2 separate regions of the Mus musculus genome follow, and region 1 is linked to region 2. Evidence: chromatin loops called from intact Hi-C (ENCODE). Cell type or tissue: left cerebral cortex. All regions are shown on one strand. Each heading gives the region's core, and the rest is flanking DNA. Links, peaks and the distances in the headings are about the cores only.

Region 1 (8,338 bases), core at 104-8,103, 49 kb before region 2:
TCGCAGTCACTGTCTGTTCCCCCGGCTGCTTTGCTTCGGTGCAGAAATGGGAGTTCCGAATGTGGAGTCTGCCAGGTGCCATCTATAAAGAGAAACCCAGACAAGAGGTCTAAATTGGGCTCTGCAGTACTGTTTGCTGGAAATCTGTATCTCAAGATCTTGCTTTTAAGCTAAGCAGCAGAGTTCTGTCTCAGATCTGTGGCTTTAATTCTGATTTTCTGCTTTCATTATTGTCTGTCCAAATGCTGTTAAACGTAACGCCGCATTTCTCATCCACTCATTCATTCTTCCACCCATTTGCTCACTCAGCCGCCTCTTGTGCGGCTGTCCGTATTTGCAGGATAAGGTGCATGGCACTACGGAGGATATGGTGCTGTAAAACTTTCCTAGTCTTCACCAAGCTTATGAAACCAATGAGAAAGGGAAAGGCAATTTAGAGACTGAAGAATAAAACTCAGTTCATATTCCAAAGGTCTGCAGGAAATGGTGACATTCACAGAGAAGAAATGAATGAAGGGGATGAGGCGGGAGAGGTAGCCCGGTGGTTAAGAGCACTGACTACTCTTCCAGGAGACCAGGATTCGATTCCCAGCACCCACATGGCAGCTCACACCTGTCTGTAAATTCAGTTGCAGAGGATCTGTCACCCTCACACCAATGAACATAAAATAAATTAAAATTAAATATTAAAAAAAAAGTGAAGGGAAATGATCTACTGAATCGACTACTCCTGGACAAATCCCCATCCTGTGCCTGGGAACTGGGCGATGTTGGTGACGTGACCTAACGGTAATAAATCAGCTCAGGTGGAATGGAACTTGAGGGAACGAATATTGAGTCTCCAGGTCTCTGCAAACTTACTCTGTATCTTTATGCCAGTCACTTAACCTCACATCCTGACTTACAACTGTAAAACATGGATAATGATAAACCACCGTGCTTTGCTGGGTGCTGCACTGTATGGTAAATTCTAACAGGAAAAAAAGAGACATTATTTTATACCATATGCTGATTTGCCACAGGGTATTGTTAAACAGGGTATCTCCCAAAGCAGATACACATATACATACACATATACATGTATGTATGTTTGTTTGTGTATATATATATATATATATATATATGTGTGTGTGTGTGTGTGTGCGCACGCATATAGATATATATATACACACACATATATGTGTGTGTGTTTGGGAATATATATATGTTTGGGAATATTATAAACTCCCTTGCTAAGAGCTGTAACTGAATATGCATATATACATGTATGTGTGTGTATATATATTTCCAAACTTAGAAGGTTGACATGAGAATCAGGAAATAAGTCACACTCTCAAAATGGTTTATTTACAAAGGTATATATTATTCATTAAGGAATGGAGAGAGATTCTTAGATTTGTCTCTTGTAGTGCACATGTTTTCCTTAAAGACCTACTCATCCCCCATGTTTGGCATCTCAGCCACCCTGAGGTAGCACCACGAACATTCTGGTGGCTGTTCTTTCATGACTCTTTCTATGTCTGTAAAGCTCATCATGGATACTCACACACTCACACATTATTTTGTATAAATGGACGTTATCAACGCATGAGTTTTTTTTTTAATTGTCATCTCCTTCACAATGCATCTTTCCATGTTTAATCCAAGACTTATTTGCTCAGTTGAGCCCCTGATGAACATGGTCTTAACAAGGTAAAGTTTCTTACCTCTGGGGCCTGACATGGCTCTATCATAGTTCATCATGCTTTGAGGCCCATCCTTCTAGACTGTAAACCTTCCCAAAAGCTAAGACCATGTCCATCTCCACTTCCAAGGTCATATCTGAAATAGCATCGTATACATGGTAGGCATTTAATAAAGGGATAAAGAAACAAAGGCATGAATAAGGGAAAGGGGGATAAGCGAATCTAGTTTGAGAAAAGTCTTAAATGGTCCTAACTAAATCAAAAGGCATATCTTCAGATTACTTGCCTTCTCTATTTCTCAATTTTATGTGCTGCCTTCCTCAAGGCATATATAATTTATATTTAAGTGTGTAAGCTTGTGTTTGGCATTTGATATTATCTCCAAAATGCAAAGCTTCTAAAACTTCTAGAATATGTTCAGTAAGAATAATCTTTTTGTTTCTCAATCTTGTCAAGGGAAAGTAGAGTCAAAATTATTTATAATTTGATGTGTGCTGATCCAGAAGAAAGCCATCCAGGTGAGCACATGACATTGTCATTGTTTCTAATATTTCCTTCCTAGAACAGGGTCTGCCAGGCCAGACTAGCAGGGGACATTATATGAAAAACCAAAATTTAAAAACCTGTAAGAATCCTGCATGAATCTTCCTAAAATACAGATGAGGTAAATAAAGTTTGGGTTCTGTACTTCTAATAGGTGTCCCAGGGATTCCTCTGGGCCATGGGCAACCATCTGGAAAGTGAGAGCCCAGAGAACAAAACCAATATTATAAACTCCCTTGCTAAGAGCTGTAACTGAAGCACTGGGTTACCACAGGTGTGACCATGATCCACCTTTTTTTGGATACATTTTATAAAAAGGAAGAATAAATGTAAGTTTGATCATAGCTCCAAATGACCTGAAACAGCTCACATGGACACTTGCTACCAGGTCACTCATCTTTTGGGGGGTCTTCAATGGTTTCTACTGAAGCCAGAAAAATCTTACAATATTTGATTTTAAAAGATCATCACCTTTTGTATCAATGACAATATTCCAACTAGATAAAAATGCTTCCAAATACCAAATTGAATGAGAGAGAATAAGTGAAAATGCCATGTTGTGCATGTAACTTAAGCTCATAGGATGGAAGGCTGGGCATCTCTAGGGCAGTTATCTCCTGCCTAAAGAGAAAGCAAACTGCCTACAAGGATGCACTGAACCCATAGGTCAATTTGGGGAAAACTGATATCTACAAAACATTGACCCTTCTATCTCATAAACTTGATTTTGCTCTCAATTTGGTTAGGACTTCTTTCATGTCTTTCAGTAATGCTTTATAATGTTCACCCTGCAACTCAAGTATATGTGATATATTTTCTAAATTGTCCATGTTTGGGGATGCTATTTCAAACAGTTTTTAATATTTTGATCCAATTCTCATTGATAAAACACTAAAGAGACAATTCATTTTATACCCTGACCTTTTGTCCTATGACCTTGCTAAGTTCTCACTGATCCTGTAAGCTATAAGAAGTCTATAGGAACTTCCATCTATACAATCACATCATCTGTGAACAAAATCCACTTGGACTGCCTTTTTCTCAACATTCCTTTTGGTTTATGGTTTTGCCATTGCACAGGCTCCATCTCACCATCTAATGCTGAGCAGACAGCATCTTCTTCACTTGTCTCATTTTCCTTTCATTTATTTAGCTTTTTCCCCATGACTTCTCCTTCTCTGCCTCCTTCCTTTATTTCATTCATTGACTCTCTCCACACTTGCCCTTAATAATATCACATTTTATAGTAGTTTTTCTACCTTAGGTTTATTATCGTTAGTGAAAATTTATGGGTATTTATCAGTTTTAAGTGGATTTCTATGCCTTGCAACATTGGACGCTATTGCTGTTGCAGCAATTTGTTGTTCCCTCTCTGGGTGGCACTGAAGACTGAACTCCCAAGAGTAGGTTGATAGTTAAGATCCTCAAATAAAATCAGATAAATACCCAATGAGATGTAAACATTTCAGCATAGAAACCCAAGACACCTGGAAAGGCAGCATTATTCCACCATGGGATCATAATTCTTCAATTCAAACTGAAGATAATGAAATGATAACATACAGGATGAAGACTTCAATTTGCTGGTAAAAATTATCTCCATCCTCAGAGAACATAAACAATCAGAGGAAATTAATGGAAGACATGGAGAGGAAAGCCTGCTATAGCCCAGAAAGAGTCAACAAAGTCAATGAGAAAATCAACCACATGGATAAAAAGGTTACCAACATGAAAGACAAATTCAACAATTTAACTGAGGTTTTAAAACACTAAAAGAAACAGAATTTATTCATTGGGAAGATAGCAGACAAGTCCCCAAATGCACAGAATGAAAAAGGCATCTAGACACGAGAGTCTTTTATAACCACAGTCAACATGAGCAGAAACAAATCATTCTATCCATACCATACTATAGTCAAAAATGTCAGACGTGCAAAGCAAACAGGCAGTATTAACATCTAAGAACATATCAACTTGCCTGCAAGAGCAAACCCTGCAGAATAACAACATCCGATTTCTCATCAGCAAAAAAACAAAAACAAAAAACCAAGCTTAGACAATAGCTGCCTGGGCCAGGCTTGAACTCACTCTGTCACTTAGGAAGAACTTAAACATGTTGCCCTTCCTCAGTTGCCCAAACAGTGGAGAGTACAGGCTGACATCACCAAACCCCAGTGGCTAGAAAAGCGACATTGAGTCCACATGCAGTGTGTTTGGACATACAGATGATAATGTGTGCTTGTTGCTGAGGTGGGACCAACATGACCCGCTTATGTGACAAACAACCACAGAAATGCAACACAACCCAAAGGGAAAGCATTATATTTTGTAGATTGCATGTTTTTCTACCTTTGTCATGGAGCTCACTCTAGCATTTCCAGAGGAGAAGGGCAGACTCATGGTAGTCACAGGCCCTCAGAAGTAGATGGTTATGAAGTTCTCTAGCAGAGAAAAAAGAAGGGGGGTGGGAGGTGGGGTGAGGGTGGAGATGAGAATAAGCCGAATCCTGACCTTGTGTATTTAGGAGATATAAGCTGACAAATGTCTACCTTATTTTTACAGCAGACTATAGTCCCAAACCTTTGTTCAAAAAGCTATGTGCATTTGATTTTTGGTACCATAAACATGAGAAAACTGCAATTCATGCATATTTATTCACACATCTGCTGAGCTTTTTGTGGACAGAGGCCGCTAAGACACTCCAGAAAAAAAAAACAGGAGCGGTACTAGCATTAGGAGAATATATTCAATGTGTCATAAGAGCATGGAGAACAGTTACCTCCTATTGCTATAGTGGCTGTCAAATCTATGCCATTCAAAATATATCTTTCATTCTAACATTATCTGCTTCAAAAGGGGGTTACTCAGAGTAGAGTTAAATTTATTTGCCCACTGAGGCTCAGACTAGTTCTTCAGAATTGGTACCGTGTTAGCTGAAAAGGCCAAACAGGAAAGGGTTTTGCACCACTGCAGCACAGCAGTGGTGATGTGCAGAATTCCATGCTCCGACCAGTCAGTCATTCCACAGCTCTTCTGGACTATGAGTTTTTCATACTTCCAGACATGCAGCTTTAAATCACAAAGAGAGAACTGGTCGACCTCAAAGGAAATGGAACAGAAAATTAAAACTGAAAGCAAAACCATTTGTAATTCTGGTATACTTTAAAGAAAACAGCAGGAAGCACAGAATTGAGCCCACTGGCAAACTTGATCCACTCAAATAGTCTGATATTAGTCCTTTGAATAAAGCAAGCAGGTTTTCACACAGCTATTATCTGGGCTGAGTGGCCCATCTTCCTCATCCCACAACACATCTGCTGCTTCATGGAAGCACACCAGTGAAAATCACCAACAGTAGACCAATTTGCAAATTGCTCCCTAGCTATCTCATCTAAAATTGCAAGCAGCCATCCCCTACACTAGGACGTACATGTGCGTGTGGGCGTGTGCGTGTGGGCGTGTGTGTGTGTGTGTGTGTGTGTGTGTGTGTGTGTGTGTGTATGTGTGTGTGTGTGTAAGAGTAAGACAGAGCTGGAAATAGAGATTGCTCTTTATTTACTCTGCAACTATTGATCCATCTGTCCAAAATGCTTACCTCGATAGACATTCCAAAGCACACCACTACTCCCTTTCCTAAAAACTGGTGTTCAGTATATGAAAAAGCAGAACTCAGCAGCAAAGAGAATGTATTGGTTAAATGGGAGGTAGGAGTAATCCCTTGGGCACTTCGAAGGGAGCCATGTCACATGCTTCTGCTCCAGTTTCCTTCAACCCCTTCTTCCTTCTTCGCTCTCCTTCCTCTCTTCTTCCTCCTTCTCCCTCAAACTTTTCAGCTCCACCCTCTCTTCCACTGCCCAATCACTGGCTCTAGCCTTTATTTTTTACAAGTTAAAATGGGCAGAAGGTTCACATGAAGTCACCTGAGTACAGGGTTCACTCCTTAGTGCCAGGAAGCCCCTCTTAGGGAAGTGGAATTAGCCTCAAAATGCAAACAGCACCAGGGCAATCCACAAGAAGAATACACATTGCTTTTGTCACCTGTAGGGAAAAGGTAACATTTTGGTGGTGCCTTTTGACATTCTGGGCTTTTCTGACTTATTCCTTTAGGCTTATTTTCTTAAAAAAATAAAATAAAATAAAATCATAAGTATTCCTTTTATGTGTTAGAACAAGTGAAAGAACTCAAGTTTCATAAGCTGATGTGGAGCATCCCACATCCAGTCTCCATTAGTACTACTGTTGGCACCGTCATGTCAGCATCATTAGCATGTTAGTGCAGCCTTATTTCTGGCATCAGTACAGTGGTGTTACTTCTGGGTCTGCTAGGCTCTCCAATGCCTCATATCTAAGAAATAGAGCTCAGATCATGTGCTTCCAGGTCAGGTAAGCTTTCAATACCACATACATAAAACCTAGAGCTCAAACGGAAGTAATCTGCCCTTGCCTTGACCTTTCAATGTTTCCATCTCCCTGGCTTCCTTCGGCTTCTTTTCTCCATGTTTGGGGGCCACTGTTTTTAAATTTATAACTGAAAGGATAATAAAAAGTCAGACATTTTTGTTTTCTTTTACCAAAAGGTAAAACTTACCATATATATATTCTCCTCTTTTTCCCCCCTTCACTTTTTTCCTCTTCAAAAGGAATGGTTTCTCAGCATGCAGGGAGTTCAATTCTCAACCTGACAGAGGAGGAGGAGGGAGAATACAGGAGAGGGGAGGAGTTAAAAGAAGCATCATTATTTCATTACTTCCGTGGTTTTGAGAGGTGCTTTGTGCAGGAAACTGCAAGATATCCCAAGGTCAAGTTCTCAGCACAAGGAGATTTATTTGTTCCAGAAGGACAAAGGGCCAGAAATAAGATACAAAAACAGGAGACAGAATGAGGGGAAATAGGAAGAGAAGGGAAAGGGGGCAAAGGACAGCCTCCAGAGAGAGAGGTGGCAGACAATTTATAAAGGTAAAAGCAGAAACTCCACGTTAGGATCAGGTGTTTAATTTTAATTGGTCATGTTAATTAGAGGAGTCAAAGGGGGGGCTTTTAATTGCCAAACTCAAGTATTGGCACACTTTGATAGTTGAACCTTGAAAAGAGGAAGTGGCTGTACTGGCTAGTTTTGTGTCAACTTGACACAGCTGGAGTTATCACAGAGAAAGGAGCTTCAGTTGAGGAAATGCCTTCATGAGATCCAGCTCTAAGGCATTTTCTCAATTAGTGATCAAGGAGGAAAGGCCCCTTGTGGGTGGGACCATCTCTGGGCTGGTAGTCTTGGTTCTATAAGACAGCAGGCTGAGCAAGCCAGGTGAAGCAAGCCAGTAAAGAACATCCCTCCATGGCCTCTGCATCAGCTCCTGCTTCCTGACCTGCTTGAGTTCCAGTCCTGACTTCCTTGGTGATGAACAGCAGTATGGAAGTGTAAGCTGAATAAACCCTTTCCTCCCCAACTTGCTTCTTGGTCATGATGTTTGTGCAGGAATAGAAACCCTGACTAAGACAGTGGCCAAACAAGGGGATAGACCTTGGTAATCAGCTCAAGGAATGTAATCTAAGAGTTTTTAGCAAGGCAGAGGGAATAGGAGAGAAGGGCAAGGCCAGCCAGAGCCATGTTTGACATGTGCAGGCTAACTAGAGCCCCTGAGTCTGTCGCATTAGTATATATCAATGAAGTCATGTTGTCAAAGTATCTGAGGTGGACTAGCATTACTATCCCCACCCACACCACCACTGCTCTCTTTAGCTTCTTTCTTTCTTTCTTTCTTTCTTTCTTTCTTTCTTTCTTTCTTTCTTCCTTCCTTCCTTCCTTCCTTTCTTTCTTTCTTTCTTTCTTTCTTTTTTTCCTTTCTTTTGCCGTTTGCAATTTTTTATGAATTAATTAATATCTAGCTATATATATATATATACATACATATATATATATATTGAGCGGGTAAACCAAACAGCAGACCAGGCCAAGGTGGTTCCACGTGAGAGAGGTTTATTGTGCAGAAGTAGAGAGGCGGCGAAGCGGGTAGAAGGGCAGAGAAGAGGGAAAAGAGAGAAAGAGGGGAGAGAGGAGAAAGAGAGAAAGAGAGAGAGAGAGGAGGGGGTGATCTCCTAATTTACACAGAAAATTA
Region 2 (8,338 bases), core at 319-8,318:
AGTACAGTCCTGATTGCACAGTGTGCTGCTTTCTCTGCTCAGAAGGGGTAATAGAGATTGAGCAGTCTGGGACCCAGGCTTTCGGCCAGCTTCAGCCCCAGTACTCCAGAGGACAATAACTGAGATAGTCCCCACTTCTCTGGCTGTCAATAACTTTCCCTCAGAAACAGGGCAGCTAGGAGCATATATTTAATAATTGATCTTCATGAACACTTTGAACATAACCCTGGCACAGTACCTGGCAGATGGCAGGCATCCAAAAAGTTAAACCAAAGTGGAGGTAGGGATGGGAAAGAGAAGGCAGCAGAGAAGGAAGAGAAATTGTGTTTGTTTGCATTTGTTTGATTTTGTTTTTCAAGTCAGGATTTCTCTGTGTAGCCCTGGCTGTCCTGGAACTCACTCTGTAGACCAGGCTGGCCTTGAACTCAGAGATTAGCCTGTCTCTGCCTCCAAAATGCTAGGATTAAAGGTGTATGCCACCATGCCCAGCTTGGAAGAAAGATTTTTAAAAGCAATCTTCGATTGATTCTTGTAGCCCCTAGCCTTTTGGCACTAAGAGGCAAATGGGGGGAAATCATAATGCTTTTTAGAAAGATTTTTATATTTTTGTGTCTGTGTGCATGAATGCCACATGTGTTTGTGCCCATAAAGGCCATAAGAGGGCACTGGAGTCACTGAAGCTTAGGACCTAGGATTTAAACTCTGATCCTCTAAAAAAGCAAGTGCTTTTAGTTGCTATGCCATCTCTCCAGCCCCATAGGAGTTTTTGATTGGTTGGTTGGTTGGTTGGTTGGTTGGTTAAAGAAATATTATTTTATTATTTGTGTGTATTCGGAGTTTAAGGGTATTGGTCTTTATTGTTGTTATGTATAGATTTATTTTTACCTGTATGTAAGACGGCTGGGTATGTACACATGAGTTCAGTGCCTTCAGAGGCTAGAGTTATTAGAATTTCCAGGAACTAAAGTTACAGGCAGTTAGAAGCTACCCAGTGTTGAGACAGGGAACCAAACTGGGGTCTTCAGTAAGAACAGTATGTACCTATACATGATCTCACAGAGACTGCAGCACTTCTAAGCTGAGAGGAGACACGGACACATGCTCTCATACTGCCCCCGAAAGCTATCTCCAACCGATAACCACTTACAAGTTAAAAATTAGTTTTCTCCAAGAGACTCTCACTGGGAAAACAAATCACACTTAAGGGTAGGTCCCAGACACAGAGGTAGATGGCCGTCACAAAATGAACTCCATGGCATCTGCAGCCCCTTGCCTCCAGAAGGCTCCCATTTGTTTGTTTGTATCTGGGCATTCCCCTTAGCCTTACTGGTCCTCTTGTATAAATATGGCTCCCATTTTTGTCCTTTTATAGGACTGCTATGTGTGTGTGTGTGTGTGTGAATGAGTGTGTCTGTGCATCTGTCTGTGTTCCTTATGCCTTTTCTTCTGTTTGCTTTGTCCTATTCCAAGATGTTTGTTTTTGTTTTGTTTTATTTTGTTATTATTCCTTAGATGCGGTTTGTTTTTGAATGAGAGACAGGAAGGGTATGGATCCAGATGGGAGGGAAAGTGAAGAGGAAGCGAAAGGAGCTGGGGGAGGGGAAACATAGGGTATGAAAAAAGATCTATTTTCAATAAAAACAAAGAACAGCATGTGCTCTTAAACATTAAGCCACACCCCTATCCACAGTAGTTCTTAACCTTAGTCATAGCAAATGCTGCCATGTGCATAGCCTAACAGGAAATCAGTAGCCTCCTCTTCACTGACAAGAACTCACAACATGTCTACAGTCAGGGGACACCATGTGCAGGGCCTGCTGCAATTACAGGGATACACAACATGTTCTTAACTTTAGGTACTGGACAGCCATGTGAAGAGACAGAGCACACACACGAAATACAACCACGAAGCCCGCATGTGTAGAGAACTGACGAGCAGCATCATAGAATGCTAATAGCTGAACTGTCAACACATGGCTTTGATGCCCAGTGCCCCTGTAACGTCCCTAACAAGGCTGCCATCCTATGCATGCACACTTGCGGTGAAAGGGGACCTGCCTCAGGAGGCAGCTCATACCTTCTGTGACCACTCACCTGTCCTTTTTACACAGAGTGCTTCAGAACAAGAAAGTGTTTGCTGGGAAAACAACAACAGGAATGCTGAGGGATTAGTTATAGAAGTGTCTACCTCCCAGATCTCCACTGAGGCTCTCTTAGTAACGTATTAAATGTTGCTCAGTGCACCTTTTGCCTTGATGCTTTTATTCATGGACATTCCTTCCAGAGTACTAAAAACCAGGAAATCCAAAGGGGAAAAGGTCTAGAAAGGATTCAGAAAGAGCTATATTGATGAACAGCTACAGCACTTGGTATCGCTAGGACATCTGCTATAACCTTAGTGTCAGGAATATTCTACACAGGATATAAAAATCTCATTTTCTACAGATCATCAACTAATTCTCAGTATTCTACTTACTTTAGTCCAAAATTTAAAAATATCAAACTTGGGGGAGGGGGTGTTCAAGCACTGGGATTCAAGTAAAAACAGTTTTGCTGCTTCCATTTGTTAACTGATGCCCAAGCCACAGTGAGCTCCACTACCTTCCAGGTATGCAAAGTTCATTTTCAGCATGAACTTGGGCCCTTTAGAATTGGTTGATAAGAGAATTGTTCTGTTTGCTATTAACAGATTAACATGGTAGCACTAATGAATCAATTAAATCAGAGTCCCTGCCACCCACCACCACCACCACCAAAGGGCCAAAGCAGGATAAACCAGCAGGAGCGGAGGTCCCACTTGACTCTTACCCCTTGGCCCGCTGGATCTATCCTGGCTGAGTCTCTGTAGGTCTGCAGAAGATGGATTTTCCAACTCACCTGTGTTTTGAGAATGATACCCACAAATATAACTATTCACTAACATCCCACTGGATTCTCTCTGATTTGAGCCACCCTCTGGAAGAGCAGAGGAGAGCCATGACCCTTTGTGACAGAATTAGGAGGCTGGGTCATGGACATGAGCACTCTTGTGCTCTGCCCCTGGCAGATATACAAAGAGCAGGAGACTTGAAGCAGGCTAACAAGGCTACTAAGTATCTGGGAACCCTACAAGAAACCACATCTGCATCGTTGGGTGTTACTGTATAATCCAATGACTGGAGCAAAATGATTCTGTACCTCTCACATGTCTTTTGTGGCTTTTAAAAACACATTCCCAATGCAACTTAAAGACTGGATATGTCCGGTCAGTGCTGACTTATGCTCTTCTTGAGACATACCAGGTAATGAAATCTCCGCCCCCTTTTTGACACCCACCCCTAACTGGATAAGTTTTATTAGGCAAGCACTATCAGCAGCTTGGACTTCGACAGGAATGTATGTGTGCATGGGGTACGTAAATGGGGGCGGGGATGAAGTCATAACAAAACCAGAGGTAGGAGAAAGAATGGCGTGGAAGGAATGTGTAAGCCAGGGGCCGGCTGGAGTTCGTGTGGAGAGGGAGCAGGGTGTGAATGCATGGGCGCTGTATTCCTGGATTGGGTGATTCCTTCAGACACACCATGCCATTCTCCTTTACCTTTGGGAAAGTTCAATTTTCAGAAAGAGAGAACCCAAAGAGCATTACAGAGAACTCCCCATAAACCAAAATTAGAAGCACTGTGTCTAGAAATGCAAGAGTTCCCTCTGCAGCAGTCCCAGACGACAAAGACAGAACCCAAGCACCTCGCTGCACTCACTACCCGGGAACTCGACTTCTGCAGAGCCAGGAAGGCAGTTCACAGTCAAGGGCAAAAGCAAACCCAGGCAAGGAAAACCCACACAGAGAAACAGGGGCAGAGGCAGGGCTAAGGCCGGAAGTCCTGTCCTCGCATCTGTCTACACCAAGGCTTTTCAGATAGGGGTGCCCTCCAGAAAGTGAAGCCATGCGCCCAGATCTCCAGAACTACAGATAAGTCATTCCGACACATCCAGGAAGCACCCCGCTGCCCGGTGAACGATTATGCTTGATCTTAGAAAGTGGGCGGTGTGTCTCCGGTTGTAAGAGCAGGTCTGTCATGATGCACAGTGTCACTTTCATAAGGAAGATCTACAGACATCTATTGACTCTTGTTATGAGCTCAATGTTCCAAAGTCTGTCGATGTTTATTCCAAAGCCCTACCTGAAGATTTCTTAGGAACACTGACTGGACTCCCAGGGGAGTAACGGGCATAGAATAACCGCTGACTTCTTATATCTGCTCTGCTCAGTTCCTGGGGAACATCAGGAAACAAAACCCAGATGGGGCTCTTGGAGTATCTGAGCTAGATAGGAAATTCTGTGAACCCACTTAAGTGAGAATCACACCCTGGTATGACAGATATATGACTGCAAATTCAGAGGTATGACTGGAAAGATTTCATCTGAAGGGAAGCAAAAAAAAAAATTCCCTGTTTCAGAGTAAGGAGCCTAACTAAGACAGCTCGTTCACACTAATTCTGAAGACAGCAGCCTACACAGGAGCTACAACGTTAAGTCAATGCATGCAAGCTCCCGAGGGCAGTCTTTAGATGCACACACCCCCACTCGAACTCTTTATGGTCCAGAAACAGGTGCAGAATCTGCCCAATATTTGCTCAAAAATAATACACAATATTTGGAGTGTTTTTCACCCAGCTTTTGCTGAGAGGCAAAGAAGCACCACTCGTTTGGTGTGGCTTTATGGATATACCTGAACCCTCCTGCAAGAACAAAGCGGAGGCCACAGGACACGTGAAAGTATCTGCAAACATCTAGTCAGCCTCATTTCGGAACCAACAGCACCCCTGCATGCAATGACTGGGTGTTGCTCCCAAAGCTTGCCAGTTTCAGCTCCGAGGAAGGGGCTCTGGCTTGTACAACGGATGAACCGAATGCAATTATTTAAAGAAACTCAAAACTAAACTCTGAGCTAGATAGATAGTGCCATAGATTATCAGCAGAGGACAATCAGAAACGAGTTTCTGGTGTCAACCTATCACCGACTTTCACACCTGCATTAGATGCACAGTTGAGAATCACAGCTCTGTTTCTTCCTTCTGATTCCCAAGGGGAAAGCCCAAAGCTAACCCTAAGGCAACCTCCACAGTAGAGGCACACCATGGTTTCCGCGCCTTACTTACAGATTTTGCCCTCGTCTCTGGCGAAAGGGAAGCAGCAAAGCTGGCCCATGGTCCCGGTGTTCCTGGCGGGCACCCCACCGGGAGGCTGCGGCTACACCAAGGTCTGCCTGGCCGCCGCCTGCAGCCGGGAGCTCAGCGCAGCACCGCCGAGAGAAAGAGAAGGGAGCTTACAGCCTCAGAAAAGGCTCCTCCTCCTGGCCCTCCAGTTCCAGCGACTGCTCCGGGACGCACTGGCGAGGGAAGTGGCCATATGCTCGCCCAATTCTCCCAGCACCCGAGCCCTGACCGCCCTGAGATGAGGACCACGTGTCAACATGTGTCTTTAAGAAGGTAAAGGAGAAAACCGAGTCTTCACCCACACAGACCAATGCAGCAATTACACGGAATTACATGGAAATTCAAACCAGGATTTTTTTTTTTTAAAGCCATCGTTTCTCTCTGCTATTTAAACAGGAAGAGCTGCCCAACATACTTTTGTTTGTCGCCTTGTATACAGAGAACACGGCACAGCAGAACGCTATAAATTCCACTTCTTTCAATAAATTCTACTTGTCTCAAGTGCCATTAAATACCCAACAAACTGTAAAACAATAGAAATGGGTGGGGGAGGCTGGAATCAACTGTTACCTGCACTTTACACATATTGTCCATAAGTTCCGGATCTTTTTTTAATACTCCCTCGTTCTCTTATTAAATCATTAGTCAACATGATGACATTTGAAATTGTAGCATCCAACATCTTAGTGGCATAGAAAATAACCACGGCTCTAGACACAACGCAGAGCGCTAGATCAGAGGTAAGGGGATCATTCTGACAGAAGCCACAAGGTGACTGCCAAATTCAAGGGCAGCAAAACTACTCATTTCAAGACTCATGATATCATCTGAGATTCACGAGAACATAATGGGCTTCCTGGAGTTGTTTAAAAGCTGTGGTCTGATTCGGGGTGTGGCCATCTACGGTTGACACTATACGAAAGAAAGCCTGCTTCAGCTTCTTCCTTCTCTCCCATATGACCTAGTGAGCCCCACACCTCAATCAATCAGTCAGTCACTGCAGTGAGAGGGAAACAAGATGGAAATTTCCCAGTGGATTTGAACATAGCACACAGACCAGGAGAGTGTACCGTGCAGGATAAGAAATTCATCCATCTTACAGATTCTAGGTGTTGTGCTAAAAACAAAAAGCTGGCCTGCAGTAGAATATACTTTCAATAGCCTTTTCATACAGAAGTTAACAACGCTGGTGACTGGCTTGAGGGATGCTATGCAAGCCCTGCTTCTCTGCCCCGCCCCTCTCCTTTGAAGGGAGAAACAGAGTGTCTCTATTAGACAGGTAGATCCTGAACTCTGCAGCCCAGGTGAGTTAAACCAGTGGTCCTTCTGCTTCAGCCACTCTAGTAGCCGGGACTGGAAATGTGACCCACTATACTAGGCCAGAATTTTGATGCTCTTAAGTTTTATACACATCTTGAGAACTTTTAGAGCATATCAAGTGATATAAGCTATTTCTATGGCTCACAGGGTACATAATATACACTTCAAGTATTTCAATTTGCAAGATTAGAAATACTGCAAAGGTCTATGCAATAAAAGCATACATTTACTAAGTGAAATTCCTAGGTCTCTCTACATAATTAAAACTAATATTTGAAACATTACATATCCTTAAGTGGATTTCCCTTTTTTGGAGTATTTTATAGTAAAAATATAATGCTTAGTTTGCCTGTATTTTAAGGGAGCACTCTGTTGGTTACATGTTATATTAATTATATTATATTATATTATATTATATTATATTATATTAAACAGTGCTATTCTTTAAGTCATATTTCATTGTCAGAACCAGTCTGTCAGTTCACAGCTTACTGGCTTATTTAAACTATTCCACTGTTTTCTTTCAGGTTCTTCAATGCATGAGGCAAAACTTTAAACTAAGAAATAAGATTGTTGTGTGTAATTGTAAAATACTCTTTAAAGTAGTACTATATAGAAAACTCTTTTTATTTTAATTGCATGTGTACCTACATGCCAGAAGAGGCCATCCGATCCCATTACAGATGGTTGTGAGCCACCATGTGGTTGCTGGGACTTGAACTCAGGACCTCTGGAAGAGCAGATAACCACTCAGTTATCTCTTCAGCCCCTGGACCTCAGATGACTAGTAAGCAGACCGTGCTGAGTTCTAAGAATCTGAGCCTCACACTGCACAACACACTGCACTTTAACAACTGAGTCACCCCCCAGACCCGACATGACCTTTAGAATCATAAAGCTGTAAGTTTGAATGCAAGATCTGTTGGGTGTTTACAACCATGAAAGATTAACCTGTCAGAATCTGAGTAGCTTCACTGATAAATTTATTTTCAAGTTCTAAAAATATCATTGCAAAGTAGAAAGTGCAGGGGAGTAAGGAAGAAGAGAACAGAATGACTGTCTATATGTACCTCAGAGTTTGTAGGATCAGCTAGCAATCCTGCCTGCCCCTCTGACAGTTTTCTCAGGTTGAGCCCTATCTCCAAATACAAGGCCCCTTAACTCAAAAATCACTATCCAGAGGGGGACAGCTTTATGGTGAATGTCACCAGCTCGACTTTATTAAATACCCCCACTGCTTCCAAAACCCTGTGAGTTTCTAATTATGAGTACAGCACTGAAAATGTGTCTATGGCTAAGGACTAGTATCTGTAAGAATGTTCTACAAAGGGTTATATGACCTTACAGGCATCTCCACAGACACCCAGAGTGAGCTAAGCTGGCTGAATATGGTGGCACAGGTCTAGGATCTGAGTGCTTCAAAAGCTGAGGCAAGAGGATCTTGAATTTAGAGAAGCCTGGGCAACATAGGTAGACACCATCACAACAAACAAAAAGCTAAAGTGATAAAAGAAATGGTGAATAAACCACAAAATAAAAAAAAAAAAAAGATAAAACCCCACGGAGTAACTTAAGGTAGGTGCTTGACTCCAGAAAATCAAATAACCCCATTAAAAATGGGGCTCAGAGCTAAACAAAGAATTCTCACCCTAGGAATACCAAATGGCTGAGAAGCACCTGAAAAAAATGTTCAGCATCCTTAATCATCAGGGAAATGCAAATCAAAACAACCCTGAGATTCCACCTCACACCAGTCAGAATGGCTAAGATCAAAAATTCAGGTGACAGCAGATGTTGGTGGGATTGCAAGCTTGTACAACCA

Evidence for each region. Peaks named below come from ENCODE experiments on the same cell type or tissue, not always from the same donor. Only the 100,000 strongest peaks of a DNase experiment are listed, where the experiment ranks them.
Region 1: a loop joins it to region 2, with 2.7 times the contacts of the local background. A loop is called at or near these places in 2 of 42 quality-filtered maps.

The regions. Positions count from the first base shown.
Region 1 is chr10:25,146,017-25,154,354 of GRCm38, forward strand. Gm36313 (a long non-coding RNA gene) reads right to left here and starts at 8,124. Exons shown (of 4, transcript XR_380207.3): 1 at 4,578-8,124; 2 at 1,707-1,821; 3 at 1-82. In left cerebral cortex, for the core only: no CTCF peak of the experiment used is centred there; DNase peaks (open chromatin) are centred at 4,943 and 5,612; H3K4me3 peaks cover 306 bases; H3K27ac peaks cover 1,282 bases.
Region 2 is chr10:25,194,858-25,203,195 of GRCm38, forward strand. The region is part of intron 7 of Akap7 (A kinase (PRKA) anchor protein 7); the gene reads right to left. Among named protein-coding and RNA genes, the nearest start is that of Gm36313, 45 kb to the left of the region's middle. In left cerebral cortex, for the core only: CTCF peaks have their summits at 4,794 and 5,300; DNase peaks (open chromatin) are centred at 3,429, 3,925, 4,237, 4,498 and 2 more places; H3K4me3 peaks cover 3,109 bases; H3K27ac peaks cover 2,680 bases.